2 separate regions of the Homo sapiens genome follow, and region 1 is linked to region 2. Evidence: chromatin loops called from intact Hi-C (ENCODE). Cell type or tissue: adrenal gland. All regions are shown on one strand.

Region 1 (8,000 bases), 230 kb before region 2:
GGGCACTGATCTTTTAATCAAGAAAGCAACCTCCCTCCCCAAGTAGCAGATAGACAAGGAAGGTTCCAAGGGTTTGCATACAGTGTGAAATCACAGAGCCTAGAGCCATACATAAGCCTATGGGTTGTTGCCAAGGCCTGAGAGATGTTGCTAAGGATTTCTCTTTTTGAAGCCACAGAGGAGGAAAAGGAGGAATCATAATACTGAAAGATTAGTGAGATGGCTACCAGATTCTGACTTAGACCAGAGATTCTTAAGTGGAAATGTATGCGTCCCCAGGAGGGAGAATCAAAAAGTTTCAGATCCTGTAGCTCATAGAGTGACTTAAAAATCCTTCAATAATTTCCTATTGCTTTAAAAATAAAATCCAAACTCTTTATCACGACCTCCAGGGCTGAGCATGAGCTGGCTCTAAACCTCTTCCCAGCCTCATCTCTCACCTACAGCCTGAATGAAATGAGGCTCACTGTCTGTCTTCTGCCTGACAATTCTGACAAAACCCCACCCCTCCCTCCTTCAAAACTCGTGACTCTTTCTGTGCCATTTCACTCTCACCCTTGGGTCTGGGCTTGTCACTTCTCCCAGGGGATTTCTCTAAACCCTCCTCAAGGTGGCCTCCCTAATTACCTACTTTCTTATCACCCAGCAGTTGTTACACCTGTAATTATTTGGTTTATTCATTGTTCTATCTTTCCCCATTAGAATATTTATTCATTCCAATAGTTATTCATTCAAACTATTTGTATCGAGCCTACCATGTGCCTAGAACAGTGTTTACTTAGGATTTATCAGTGAACAAAACAAAGTTTCTCATACTCAGGGACCTTACCTGAGAGACAGGAGAAATGTATAATAAATAAGTAACACACCTAATATGTCCGATGATGACATTTGCTATGGAAAATGTGAAGCAGGGAAGGTCAGTACAGAGGGCTGGGGGTGGGGGGAGTTGCAATTTGATCAGATTTTGTAACATTTACCACTCTAACAACCAGAGCCCAGCCTGGTGTGAGGCATGGTGTAGCTGTTGCACAAATGTCGGGGAGGGAAGGAGGAAGGAAAAGCAAATTCCCAACCTGGGGACATTTCCACCACATACGTGATCATAGTCACATACTAGAGGAATGTGGGTGAGGGGAAAAAGTTGAGAGCCACTGCCTTAAATTTCATTGTTTGTAGGCTGGGCACAGTGGCTCATGCCTGTAATCCCAGCACTTTGGGAGGCCAAGGAGGGCAGATCACTGGAGGTGAGACCATCCTGGCCAACATGGTGAAACCCTGTCTCTACTAAAAATACAAAAATTAGCTAGGCGTAGTGGCGGGCACCTGCCATCCCAGCTACTTGGGAGGCTGAGGCAGGAGAATCACTTGAACCCGGGAGGCGGAGTTTGCAGTGAGTCGAGATTGTGCCATTGCACTCCAGCCGGGGCGACAAAAGCAAAACTCCGTCTCAATAAACAAACAAACAAACAAACAAACAAAAAAACAAACAAACTTCATTGTTTGTAAACTCACTTCTATGCACCCCACTGAAATACAATGATTTGTGTGCTAAAGTTTCTCTGCTTTTTATGAGGTTTCCTTCGTTATATGCTAGGATTGCTTCCAAGACTCACCAGACAATATGATAGTAAATATTCACATCAAATCTAGGCTGCATTTTGATTTAAGGCATATTAAAATAGAGGAAAATGTTGATCTTCTAATCAAGAAACAATTTTAATTACAGGTAATCAATGGAGAAACCATGATTTTCATTTGGATTTCAGCCAAAGCACTTGCCTTGTAATTCAGCCCCTCAGAAACTCTTGCTGCCTTGCAGGCAGTAAACAGTCCATAGAGGAAAAAGTGCTCATGGAGGGAGAGGCAGGCTTGGATGCTCTATGTGGAAACTCCAGAGGGCTAACAGCAGAGGTTGAAGAGTTCCAAGGCGCTGCTAAGACCGCCTAAGATGCTACATAGGAACCCCACTACTGCAACAAATTTTTCTTGTAGCGGGGAGTTTTAGATATTAATCTCTGAAGAGAAACTTGTACAAGGAGAAATGTCCATTATCGAGAAATTCCAGTGTATTTTGCATTTAAAATGTCCTGTTCCTATTTAAAACTAGTGGATCATCTCCAGAAATGTGTGTGATAAATAAGCCAACAATAACTCTCCCTCCCTGCCAAATGCCACATTAACAATGAAACCATTGATTTGCTCCTAGAACAAGTATGCTTTGTTCACCTGGACGAGAAACAAACTGACTACAGAATGTATTTTCACATGACAATGTTGAAAAATCCAGTGATTATTGCTCAGGGTCAAAACTTGTTATAACAAGCTCTGAGAGAATGCTGTCAGGGTTTGTGTGTCCTACAATTTGGTTGTATTGAATATTGCTTTTAATATGCCATTGCTATTGGCCTGGGAATCGTTCGGTGTAATGGAATTCAGCTTGTAGTTCCTTTAGACTTCTTAATTATTCATGCAAAATAGAGAAGGCTATTAATTATTCAATTAATCCCCCTCTGTGGGAAAATGCTATTTGGATTCTTATTATGCATTTTAGCTACCTAGTTAGACGTAATTAGCCAAATAAATGATAACTTTCGGTTTCCCAGGAACCTTTTATGCATAGTCTTAGTCTCAAGAATAGATTTCTAAATATACTATTATTTACAACAAAATTGCTAAAGTCAGAGTCTAGTAGTGCACTGATAATAAAAAGTGAGTGTGAGGGGAGATACTCTTTTATAGACTATAAAGGCTGAAAAGTCACCCACCTTTATTTATTCCCAGGCTTAGCCAAGCTTCCACATTTTTCCACCTACCCAATCAATCAATAATGCTACAATAATTTAGGAGGTCGTTATAAATCATCTGTAACATGTCCAAACTTTTTATTCCTGAGTAAATACTTGAACTGGGCTCCTGTTGCATGCCATTTCACAATGCTCAAGTTCTGCCTCTCTGAGGACGCTGACAGCTTCTCGCAGGTGCAATCTCACACCTGTGCACGCCTCTTCTTTCTTGCCTTTGGGTGTGATGGCGGCTGCCATGCAGGAGGCACCTTGGAGCACATTCTGGTATTTGCACCTGCATGATCATAACGTGGGGTCCAGCCTCCAATTCCCTGGAGAAGACAGTTCTGAGACATATTTCAAATGGCTCTTCAGAAGATCCAGGCTGGACAGAGCATTGACTGCCTGCCACGGTACCCCATTGGACAACACCTTCTTAATGCAACTTTCCCTCCTTCCCTGTTCTATGCCTCTGTCCCACAATCCTGTCCCTTCAAATAAACAGTCCATTTGTAAGCCTTCATCTCAGGCTCTGCTTCGTGGAGCAACCCAACTGCACACCACTATTTGGCTTATGTCTTTCTGACCAAACAAATATATCATTTTCCCTTCAAAGTCAAAACAGATACAATCAGAATAGAAAACCACTAAGCTAACAAACAGCCTCAGCAAAGTGCTAAGAGTGACTTCAAGAATCAAAAAAGAGGCTGGGCGCGGTGGTTCACGCCTGTAATCCCAGCACTGCGGGAGGCGGACGTGGGCAGATCACGTGGTCAGGAGATCGAGACCATCCTGGCCAACATGATGAAACCCTGTCTCCTCCAAAAATACAAAAATTAGCTGGGCATGGTGGCGGGCGCCTGTAATCCCAGCTACTCGGGAGGCTGAGGCAGGAGAATTGCTTGAACCCGGGAGTCGGAGGTTGCAGTGAGCTGAGATCACTCCACTGCACTCCAACCTGGTGTCAGAGCGAGACCCCGTCTCAAAAAAAAAAAAAAAAAAAAGAAGAAGAAGAAGAAGAAGAAAAAAATCAGAAAAGACGGACCATAGGGGAAGTCCTGGTCCTTTCTTCACCTGGTGAATATGATTGTGCATTTGCCAATCCCAGGCTGTCTGCCAGGGCAGGTACGTGGGGAATGTGAGCTGCTGCAGCCCTGCCACGCTCTCCCAGGCATCTCCACACAGCCAGTAAGTCTAGGACGGGTTGGAGTCTCACCTACAGGGCATGTGATTCTGTATATTGTTACCTTTATTGGATCATACACTCACAACAAAATAATAATTCTCTTCTTACAGTACTTAGAGCAATCATAATGTTTCCTCTGTGTGAGGTCCTGCCTGGCTGAGTCACCTACGCCAGACGGTGGCGAGTAACCCTTCAGACGTCATGTTTCTCCCAGCTTTCTTCACCAGCAAGAGTTATTTTGGCCAACCAGCCATCATTGGTCCCTGCCAGGAGGTCTGTAAGGCGGTCCTTGGGTGGGGCTGGGCCGACCCCGCAGGACCTCCCTGCAGGCCCTTCCCTCGTGAGCCAGCAGATGGTGCTGAGGCAGCACGGGACCCAGGACTGGGGCGGCCACGCACTTCCCAGGGAGCGAGGGTGAAATGCGATTCCTCCTTAGACGCTAAGCAGGGAGTGAATTGTGTAATCCTTAGTATTTCACACTTAAAATCTCCAGGGAATTTGTCTTGAACTAATTTCCAGCATTATTCATCCCAAAAGTTCAAAACCATTTCAAGGTTCTTGGATAACCTATGAAGCCAGAGGCCTTGTCTTGTTTACCCTTGTATGCCTGAGACCTAGCATGAGGCCTGGCACTTAGTAGGAGCTCTAGAAATGCTTCTGAAATGAACAAAGCATCTGCATAGATTCAGAAGGGCAAAAGTGGCTTGTTCAAAGCCACAGCCACAACCTTTAACCTGCCCTGGGCTTAAACCCAGTACTTCCGAAGTCCTGTCTGCTACTGTACCCTATCTGCCTGCAGTTTTCAGAAGAGCTGAATTATTGTCTTTATTATAGTTTATGAACATTTTTAAAGTTTTTCCTACATATGAATTTAACATATAAACCAGTGAGAAATTTGGATTCCATGTACAGAGAAATTCACTTTACAGGGATGTCTGTTTATTAATACATATGTGCCATATTTAATTGAAAGGGACAACTTCACATTAAGGTTCAAAAACTTCAATGTCTTTCTATTTAAAACTTCAGTATGGTATCATTATGCACAGGAGGAGAATTGCCTGATGGTAAAACTTCACTTCTCCAACAGCAGTGAAGATACAATAAGCCAATTCAATTTTTGTAGACCTCAGTGTATTTTTAGAAAATGTTAACCATTTTGAATCGGTAGCTTTCTTAAATGTGGCATGTATTTCTCATCAAGAAAAACGTGGAATAGAATTAAACTGATTCGTTATGGCTGAGCATCCTTTCTGTGTAGTGACAACCTTTGGGGCTACAGAGGCCATGTTTGACACCCTGTTTGCTCTACCCTATTGTCTCAATCCTGTTTTGATAAATAAACAACTCTGGGCTGCCTTATTGTTTCTGTTGCTTGTTTCTGCTTGCGTAGGTTTCTTTTTCTTCTCTTCAGCATCATGCTGTCTGCTCTTCTCCCCACTGTCTCTTTTTCATGTCCCTATGTCCAGTGCCCTTCACTGACAGTCAACCAAAGCCACACACAGCAAACCACTCCTAATCCACTGTGGTTTGTTTATAAGATGCAAATATTGGTAAAACTAGAAGAAGAGTAACATCTAAAACTGAGTGTCTTGCATTAAAACACAGTGCGAGAAATGTTGATAAGATTGTTAGCATGCCATACGTGATCTTTGAGACTTGGACTCGGATTACCTATTTTTGGAGCTCACAGGCTTTTTATTATATTTCCCTTTTTTTAATAGGAGGGTAGGATGGGGAGGGGGAAGGGTTAGGGGTCAAGAAGGGAGAAGGAGGCTAACTGTGTTTTATGTAGTGAGAATGCTGATGAACAACTTCCAGCTCTGTGAAGTTTTCATTTTTCTTGTTTATTGTGATTAATGTGCTTTACTTGTCCATTTAGCTGGTTTTTAAAAGTTTCATGTAAATATTTTTATTTTCATTTTATTATTTTTTAAAATAAATTTTATTGTGTATATTGGAGGTTTACAATTGGATATGGGATACATATAAATAGTAAATTGGTTACTAGAGAGAAACAAATTAACATAACTATCATCTCACATAGTTACAATATTTGTGTGCCAAGAGCAGCTAAAATCTACTTATTTAACAAAACTCTCTAATACAACGTACTTTTATTACCTATAGTCCTCATGTTACACATTAGATCTCTACCCTTGTCCATCCCACGTATCTGCTATTTTGTATCCTTTGACCTACATCTCCCAATTTCCTCCCACTGGTTACCACTGTTTTGTTCTCTATCTCTGCATATATGACCTTTCTGTTTTCTTAGATTCCACATATAAGTGAGATCATGCAATATTTTTCTTTCTCTGTCTGGCTTATTTCACTTCACATAATATCCTCCAGGTTCAACCATGTTGTGGCAAATGGCAGGATCTCCTTCTTTCTAAGGCTGAATTATTCTGTTGTGCGTGTGTTGGAATATTACAGTTTCTTTATCCATTCATCCGTTGACAGTTAGGTTGTTTTCATACCTTGACTGTTGTGAATAATGCTGTAGTGAACATAAGAGTGCAGGTATCTCTACTAGCGGGTGATTTAATCTCCTTTTAGTATAGGATTACTAGGTCATATGGTATGGTAGTTCTATTTTTAATTTCTTTAGAAACCTCCATACTGTTTTCCATAGTGGCTGCAGCAATCTACATTCCCACTAACAATGCATAAGTGTTCCCTTTTCTCCAACCCTCCCAACACTCTCTCCATTTGTTACCTCTTGTTTTTTTGATAATAGCCATCCTAAAGGGTGTGGGGTGGTATCTCATAGTGGTTTCAATTTGCGTTTTTTTTCTTGTTTTATTTATTTATTTATTTTGTTTGTTTGTTTTTCTGAGACAGGGTCTCACTCTGTTGCCCAGGGTGGAGTGCAGTGGTGCGATCATAGCTCACTGCAAACTCCCAGGCTCAAGCAATCCTGTTCTATCCTGCTATATTGCCCAGGCTGATCTCGAACTTCTGGGCTCAAGTGATCCTCCTGTCTCAGCCTCCTCAGTGACATGCGCCACTGTCAGGGCACTATTTCTGAATCAGGTTATTTGTTTTCTACTATTGAGTTTGATTTCTGATCGATTTTGGATATGAACCCCTTATCAGATGCATGGTGTCCAAATATATTCTATCATTCCATAGATTGTCTCTTCACCCTGTTGATTGTTTCCTTTGCTGTACAGAAGTTTTTTAAATTTTGATGACATCGCATTTATTCGTTTTTGCTTTTGTAGCCTGAGCTTTTGGTGTATTGTCAAAACAACAACAACAACAAACAAAACCTTTGCCAATGTCAATATCAAGGAGATTTTCCCCTATGTTCTCTTCTGGGAAATTTGTGGTTTCTTGTCCTATATTTAGGGTTTTTTTTTTTAACTTTGAGTTGATTTTTTTATGTAGTATAAGATAAGAGTCCAATTTCATTCTTTTGCATGTAAAAATCCAGTTTTTCCAGCACCACTCATTTATTTTTTAATTTTTAATTTTTTTAACTTTTATTTTAGGTTCAGGAATACATGTGCATGTTTGTTACATAGGTAAATTGCATGTCACAGGGGTTTGTTGTAAAATTATTTTGCCTATACAGGTAGTAAGCATAGTACCTGATAGGTAATTTTTTGATCCTCACCCTCCTACCTCTTTCCACCCTAAAGTAGCCCTTGGTGTGTGTTGTTCCATTCTTTGTGTCCATGTGTACTCAATGTTTAGCTCCAACTTATAAGTGAGAACATGCAGTATTCACTTTTCTGTTCCTGTGTTAGTTCACTAAGGATAACGGCCTCCAGCTCCATTCACGTTGCTGCAAAAAACAGAATTTCATCTTTTTTATGGCTGTGTAGTAGCCCATGGTATATATGTACCACATTTTTTTTATCCAGTCTACTATTGATGGGCTTTTACGCTGATTCCATGTCTTTGCTATTGTGAATAGCCTAGTATCTTCATTTATTGAAGAGACTATCCTTTTCCCATTGAGTCCTCATTTACCTGACTTTTAACTTTAGTAAGCTCTTGCCTAAATATTTTGGAAG
Region 2 (8,000 bases):
AAATATTAGTATAATGTTGTTCAGGTCAGCCAGCTGAGATGGAACGCTTCAGCTTTTGACACCGAAATGTTGAAAATAAAACTTAATTCTATGCTTAGAAAACCCTAAAGATTCTGCCAAAAGGCTCCTGGGACTGATAAATGAATTCAGTAAAGTTTCAGGATACAAAATCAGTGTACAAAAGTCAGTAGCATTTCTATACACCAATAATGTTCAAGCTGAGAGAAAATCAAGAACACAATCCCAATTACAATAGGCACACACAGAGAAAAATATCTAGGAATACATTTAACCAAGAAGGTGAAAGATCTTTTCAAGGAGAACTACAAAACACGGCTAAAAGAAATCAAAGATGACATATAAACAACTGGAAAAACATTCCATGCTCATGGGTGGGAAGAATCAATATCATTAAGGTGGCCATACTCCCCAAAGCAATCTATAGATTAAACATTATTCCTATCAAACTACCAATGTCATTTTTCACAGAACCAAAAAAACTTACTCTAAAATTCACAAGGAACTAAAAAAGAGCCCAAATAGTGAAAGCAATCCTAAGCAAAAATAACAAAGCATCGTATTACCTGACTTCAGACTATACTGCAAGGCTACAGAAACCAAACAGCATGGTACTGGTACAAAAACACATACATAGAACAATGGAACAGAATAAAGAGCCCAGAAATAAAGCTGCACATGTACAGCCATCTTATCTTTGACAAAGCTGACAGAAAAAAAGCAATGGGGAAAGGACTCCCTATTCAATAAATGGTGCTGGGATAGCTGGCTAGCCATATACAGAAGATTAAAACTAGACCCCCTACCTTTCACCATATACAAAAACTAAATCAAGATGAATTAATAATTTAAATGTAAGACCTCAAACTATAAGAGTTCTAAAAGAAAACCTAGGAGACACCATTCTCAGCATTGGTCTTGAGAAAGAATTTATGACTAAATCCTCAAAAGCAATTACAGCAAAAACAAAATTTGACAACTGAGACCTAATTAAACTAAAGGGCTTCTGCACAGCAAAAGAAACCATCAACAGAGTAAAGAGACAACCTACAGAATGGGAGAAAATATTCACAAACTATGCAGATGACAAAGATCTAATATATCCAGAATCTATAAGGAACTAGATTCAATAAGCAAAAACCAATTAACCCATTAAAAATGGGCAAAAGAAGAATGAAGGAGATGGAGAAGGAGAAAGGAGAAGAAAAAAGAAGAAAAAGTAAAAAATAAAAAATGGGCAAAAGACATGAACAGACACTTCTCAAAAGAAGACATACAAGTGGCCAACAAACATAAAAAAATGCTCAACATCACTAATCATCAGAGAAATGCAAATTAAAACCACAACGAGATACCATCTCACACAAGCCAGAATGCTTATTATTATAAAGTCAAAAAACAACAGATACTTGCAAGGCTGCAGAGAAAGAAAGGCACATGGAGTTGCATGTTCATTGCAGCACTATTCACTATAGCAAAGACATTGAATTGACCTAGGTGCCCATCAATGGTGTCATCCTCTTTCCATTGTTGTTCCTGTTCTGTTTCTGACCCTGGTCTGAGTGACTTCTCATGGGTTGTCTCTCTCCCAAATTATTCTTCTGTGGCCTTTGCAGTCCTGCCTGTGGTAAAACAAATTATGCAATTTTCCCAAGAGCTCAACACGTCATTCCCTCCTCCCTGTGGCCAGGTGCACACCTGCTTCCCCCCGGGCACTCTGCCTCCTGGGTGCCCCTGTGCCACGTCCACTTCTCCCTCTGGGTGCAGGCAGGCCTAGCCTACTCCAGCTCCCAACCACTCCTTTCTTACCCTATTTCTACTTGCATGCCCAACCCTCCCTTCTTGGTGATTTATGCAGTCGTAACACTGCTATTTCCACTCTTGCTGCCTCAATAGGGTGTGTGTGCATGTGTGTCTGCTCACACTGTTCACCTCCCTCTGCTCTCTCCCCTCCTCCACCCTCTCCCACCCAGTCCCGTTCTCACCCTGGGACATTTCTTTGCCCATGTGACAGTCCATCCACCTCCTAAGACCTTGGGTGCCTCCATGCCAGGAACCGGTGCCCCCTTTTCAGTTCAACCCATCTGCCTTCGTGACCACACTGGCATAAGTCACAGTTGAACCTCCTCTGCAATGGTAAACTTTAATCTCACCATCTGATTTTGTCCACTGTCTTTCCAGACTTTTCTGTCCCTTATTCTTACAGCACCACTTTTTCTTTTAAGACTTGTAGTTCCTTTGTTGTCTCCCTCCTGGCTTCACATTTTCCCTGGCCAGCTCAGCCCAGTTCCCTCATGTCAGCCATTCTCTTGCCAGGATCTTCAGTCCGTTGCCTCCCTGCTATCCTCTCCCCATCCATGCCCACCGCAATCCCAGCTCCTGACTAATGCGTATTCACTGCCTACCTTCTCTACCCCAGGTGCCAAGCACTGCTGAGTAGGAACCATGAGGCCTTGCAGATAGCTGTGGCCCTGCAGATGCACAGCCTCAGCGTGCAGGCATTGTCTGGCCGTCCTTCTGTGTTGTTAGTCTGGGCTCTCCCTGCTCCCTAGGAAAGCAGGTCTATGCTGGCAGGCATCTTTCCTCCCACCTGAAGCTTTCAGTCCCTTACTGCATGTGGTGAGACCTTCCACTGCCCCCTGCAGACCATCACTCAGCACACCTCTTCCTGCCTCTTTCCCCTGTGGTCCTGGAAGAAGTGTCCCTTCTCTCCAGCCTCCTGCACCTGTGCTCTGCATCCTTTCCATTCCTGCCTTTCTAGAGATCTTACTCCATCAGTTATCTCAGGGCCTGCCTGTAAGCTGACGTTTCTTCTCTTTTGAACATTTCCTTTTAGAGCCCGGCGATGTGGCTCATGCCTCTAATCCCAGCACTTTGGGAGGCCGAGGTGGGTGGATCACCTGAGGTTGGGAGTTAGAGACCAGCCTGACCAACATGGAGAAACCCCGTCTCTACTAAAAATACAAAATTAGCTGGGTGTAGTGGTGCATGCCTGTAATCCCAGCTGCTCCGGAGGCTGAGGCAGGAGAATCGCTTGAACCCGGGAAGCGGAGGTTGCGGTGAGCCAAGATTGCGCCATTGCACTCCAGCCTGGGCAACAAGAGCGAAACTCCATTTAAAAAAAAAAAAAAAAAAAGAAAAAGAAAAAGAAAAAGAAAAAAGAAAAGAACATTTCCTTTTAGAATGCAAATATGCTTAAGTCTGTTCCATCTTTATGAAAAAATAATGTCCCTTGGTTCTGCATTTTCCTCCCTAACTCATCTCCTTAGTCCAGACTGGCTTCTTGAAATTTTAGACTGCATTTTCTCTTTCTGGATTTTTCCAACCTTCTTTCCCACCTCCAGCCTCCGCAACCTGACCTTTGGGTCAGTTCATCCAGCTCCTTAACTGCCTTAACCTGTGCCATTCTGTGTGGTTACGTGTGGGTGTATTTTGTCTCTCGGTGAAATTGTGATCTCCTGGAAGCCTGACTTGGGTTTCTTTCTTCTTGTTTTAGTTCCTCTCTGCCCTCTGGTTCCCGGGAGAGGTTCGTATTGTTTGCTGTGCTTTTACCTGCGCTGCCTCAGTAAGCCCTCCACTGCTTCCCCTCACTGTGTGGAGGCACCTCCCTGACTCTTAGTTGATTTAACTGAAAACAGCAGATAATATCACCTACTTCTCAGGGATTTTCCTGAAGAATTCCACATCGTGTATATCAAGTGTCCAGCGTACTACAGTGCCTGGCATATAGATGACTTGCTTAAATACAAGCGGTTCTCAAAATCACTCTTTCTCTCGTCCCTTGCTTTTCCCACTGCCTTTTCTCAGCCCCTCTTGGTAGCCCTGTGTGCTCTGACCACCGACCCCCTGTTTATTCAGAACACTAGCCCAGCCTGGCCTCGGCAGACCTTGTCCTTGCCACAACTTGCCTTGGTTCGACCACAGTCCTCTATCCTTCCAGCCTGGCCTGCCCACGGCGGGTGTTCCTGTCTTAGTCTCCCGATCTGCACTTAAGAGTGGGTGCCCAGCGGGAAACCCACTGTCCTTGGAGCAGAATCCTTAGTGGGTCACGTTGTTCCCAGCCTCCTCTCTCCTGCCTGATGACTCACCAACTTTATTCACGATGAAAACAGAAGTGGTTCCTCATTTCATCCCCTTTCTCTCTAAACAAGGCACAATCGTGGCGTTCCCACCTCCCCCCACTTTCTTGTCCTGCTCTACCTCCTTCCCCTCTTCATAGCTATTATTATAATCTAGTATGATTTCAGAAAGAAAGACTTTATGTCCTGAAAAGGAAATTCCAGCCTTCTGCAGGATGATAAGGTTGCATTTATTTTTGGGAGGGGCTGGGGGTTGTTGGAGGAACAGAGGCACCTTCCTGGTTTAACCTCCTAATTGTCCTAGAAACAAGACAGCCTTATTTGAACACATTCCTATTCTCTCTTTGTCTTCCTTACTTGAAATCTGAGTAAAGGGAATTCACCCTACCCCAAATTTAAGTTCTTCACCTATGCCTGAATTATATTTTAAAAATGGAATTTTTCTATCTATGCCTATACATTAAATAGAATCTGAAAGACGTGCACATGTGCATTTTGTTTTTGATAGGTGCATTTTGTTTTTGATAGTCTGAATTTGTATTTAGCCCTGCAGGTGCAGGAAGATTGTTCTGTGGAAATTCCTATTTGTTAAAACTCCTTGTGAAACTTTGAGATACCCAGAAGCTTTCCAGCCAGAAGAGTTTAGTCAGATACCAAGTGTTTGTGCTGTGAACATGGTTCCAAATTACTTGACAGTCACTGAGAATACTATCACTGTTTTAATATAGATGCTTCTTAGTACTTTAAATATTAATCATAAGCCAAATGATGACCATGTCTGGCTTTTTAGTACTTTTATAAAATGCAGTGAAATACTTTATGCATTCTGATATGCTTGGAACCAAATTATAGCCTGAGTCTGTGTCCTCTTTTCAATTGCCTAAACTGTTTGCTTGTCTACCTATTCTTTTTTTTTTTTTTTTGCCTTTTATATGTATTTTGTTGCCTTCAGTTTTAAGGTAACTTCACTGGTATTTAACAGTACTCCCAGGGGGAAAAAAAGCATTTTTTGAAAGAATACTGTGTGCATTATATTGAGATGTTTGGTTGGAGTTTAAATCACAAGGCATATCGAGACGAAAGAAGGAACTGTATTTTAAAAATAGAGTGTGGCCTTGTGACATGAAGTCATTTAAGATGATTAATTGCTGGGGCTCTGAAGGGCAGAAAGAATTCCCATTCATGCTCATTTCCCGTAGTTTCTAAAGGTCTAAGTTCTGGGGCAGAATTGAAGATACATCCTGATGTGGTTCAGATGCTTTTCCTACATTTAGAATCTGTGTCTCTGAAATGGTGATTGAAAGTACCAGGGTTGCTGGGAAATAGTTGAGCAGATCTGAAGTCTGGAACCAGACAGTCAGATCAGGACTGCTTTTTAGTTCCTGGTAGGGGTATGAAGCACTTGTAACAGGCTGCTTATCTGCAGTTCCAGCTGGAAGCTGAATGTCAAGTTCAGAGCTCTTCAGAAGGAGGAGGAATTAAAGAGGAAAATGGTGGCATTTGGAATCAAGGGTAGACACGACTTCTTGTTTAGTTAAAGGAAATATGTATTAGAAGTATCCTTGTCTATTTTCTCTGGGAAGAGTTTAGTCATTGGGGGAAAAATATGTGAGTTTATTGTTTTAGACACTAGACTCAGGATTTGTGGAATCAGTTCGGTGATGGCCAGTGAATTATCAAACAATTTGAGAAGTTATTTTAAAAAGTTCTTTCTGTGCAGTCCTGTATTATGAATGGTGTGGGTTCTTTTTCTTTGTTCATAAATGATCTTTGCTGGTCTAAGGTTGCCTAGACCTAGTAGTGTTTTATCTGCTCCGGTACGTGCTTTGTTTTTGTTTCTGAGACCGTAATTCAGTCAGTGGTTAGGATGCACATTAAAATGTTTATTGTGCAGCCAAATTTCTTACTATTAGTAGCTTCTGGGGAAATGAGGATTTTGCAATTGAAATTCTAGCAGAATGGATTCACAGAAAGCCAATAAGAACTGCATTCACTTAACTTATTAAAGTATATTTTTGTTGAGCCCTGAGTTCTGTTTCTCTATTTGAAGAATGCCTCTTGCTACAATCTTGGCAGCAGTTTAGGATTCTAAGTTCAGAATTAATCTATGAAAAATGTTCAAAATAACAAGGAAGTAGTCTCTAAAATGAAAGTTTAAAAATACACAATCAGCCATCCTTCACTGCCATCTTAACTGCAGCTTTGTAGCAAGTTCTGTTTAATTATGTAGGTGATGATTTTCCCCATCAGCCAAACAAATAGATGGCAAAAAAAAAAAAAAAAAAAAAAAGGTGTCACTTTGAAAAAGCGGAATTTGAAGCATGCCTTGCTGCTTGGCCTGTATCCCCATGATGAACAACTGCAGTGAACTGCTGTGTTCTGCTTACTGAAGGCTTCCAAATGTGTATTATTATTTAGTCAGTGGGTTGATTAATGACAAATCCCCTTGAAGGGTAGCCATGTGGCTCTTAATCTGTTTTTGGGTCTTAGACCTCTTTGAATATCTAATGAAAGCTATTGATAATATCCTCAGGGAATTAGGGTATCCTTAGGGAATAATAATATCCTTGGGGAAATGCTTATATCCATTTGCACCCAAAATTTTGTATAAAATTCAAGAGGATTCTAGAACGCCCGAAGACATCATGAACCCCACTCTGACTCCACTATTAAAAACAGCTATATTAAGGTGTAGTCTGAACAAGAATAGAAAAAGAGCAAATGTGTACATGTGGTGAGTGTGTGCGTGTATTAGTGTATATAATATTTTAAGTTCTCTGTTTTCTGTGATTAAAACAAGAGAAAGCCAGAAGAAAATCTAACATTCCTGCTAAGTGCCACTGTTAACTCAGGTAAAGATCATAAAGTTTCTCAAGGAAAAAGCAAGGAAGGAGCTTCATAACCTCTCATAGTCTTCCATTGTCTTGCAGTAAATAGACTTTTATGATGAAAAGATTTATTGCAAGATTCCTGGAAGAACATTGGAGCTGTAATAATGCAACAGAAGGTTGGAAGGATGCAGCCTGTGGTTGTCCATGAGCTTCCCATGAAGTCTTTGAAAGTGTTGGTAGATATCATTCCCATTATCAAGGTGAAAATTAGCATTATGGAAAATTTGACAATTTATTTCAAGCCTGAAATGTGGGCACCACCTTAAAATCCTCTGCCTCCCTTGTCCTCTGCCTCCAGCCAGGCATCAGGCACTGCCCATTTTACCCCCTAAGTATGTACTGAATCTGGCCACTTCCCCCATTCCCAGTCCTACTTGCACTGGCTGAGGTCCTCATTATCAGTTGTCAAGGCTGTTGCAACTTTCTAAATGTAATAGAACTTGGGAGTTAAGTGCACAGGCCAAGGCCTGAATTTGAATTCCAGGTTTTGTATTGACCAGTGTGCAAACAGAGCAATTTGTGAACAACTGTGAGCCTTAGTTCTTCATGTGTGAAATGGGGATTGTCATAGTTCCAATATAGGGTTTTTTGTTTGTTTGTTTGTTTGTTTTGAGACGGAGTCTTGCTCTGTTGCCAGGCTGGAGTGCAGTGGTGTGATCTTGGCTCATTGCAACCTCCACCTCCCAGGCTCAAGCGATTCTTCTGCCTCAGCCTCCCGAGTAGCTGGGACCACAGGTGCACACCTCCACACCCAGCTAATTTTTGTATTTTTAGTAGAGACGGGGTTTCACCACGTTGGCCAGGATGGTCTTGATCTCTTGACCTCATGATCTGCTCGCCTCGGCCTCCCAAAGTGCTGGGATTACAGGCGTGAGCCACCGCACCCGGCCCCAGGGGGTTTTAAGGCTTAAGTAGTTGACTTAGACACTGTACATGGCATATGGCAGATTCTTAATAATTGACAGATACTTAAAGCCTTTTTAACGTCTTCTACTTCTAGTCTTGCCACCTT

Evidence for each region. A loop is a pair of places that touch in the nucleus more often than their neighbours do. Peaks named below come from ENCODE experiments on the same cell type or tissue, not always from the same donor. Only the 100,000 strongest peaks of a DNase experiment are listed, where the experiment ranks them.
Region 1: it touches region 2 in a loop (2.3-fold over the local background); 2 of 110 quality-filtered maps call a loop at or near these places.

Annotation. Positions count from the first base shown.
Region 1 is chr18:6,479,072-6,487,071 of GRCh38, reverse strand. No RefSeq gene overlaps it. Among named protein-coding and RNA genes, the nearest start is that of LINC01387, 28 kb to the left of the region's middle. RefSeq lists an enhancer at 4,366-4,425. In adrenal gland, a CTCF peak has its summit at 4,287 (motif pointing right); DNase peaks (open chromatin) are centred at 4,231 and 4,633.
Region 2 is chr18:6,252,800-6,260,799 of GRCh38, reverse strand. All of the region lies in intron 5 of L3MBTL4 (L3MBTL histone methyl-lysine binding protein 4), which reads left to right. L3MBTL4-AS1 (L3MBTL4 antisense RNA 1) reads right to left here and starts at 4,056. Exons shown (of 3, transcript NR_110765.1): 1 at 3,927-4,056; 2 at 2,004-2,146; 3 at 1-1,640. In adrenal gland, no CTCF peak of the experiment used is centred here; a DNase peak (open chromatin) is centred at 4,009; H3K4me3 peaks cover 2,598 bases; H3K27ac peaks cover 3,605 bases.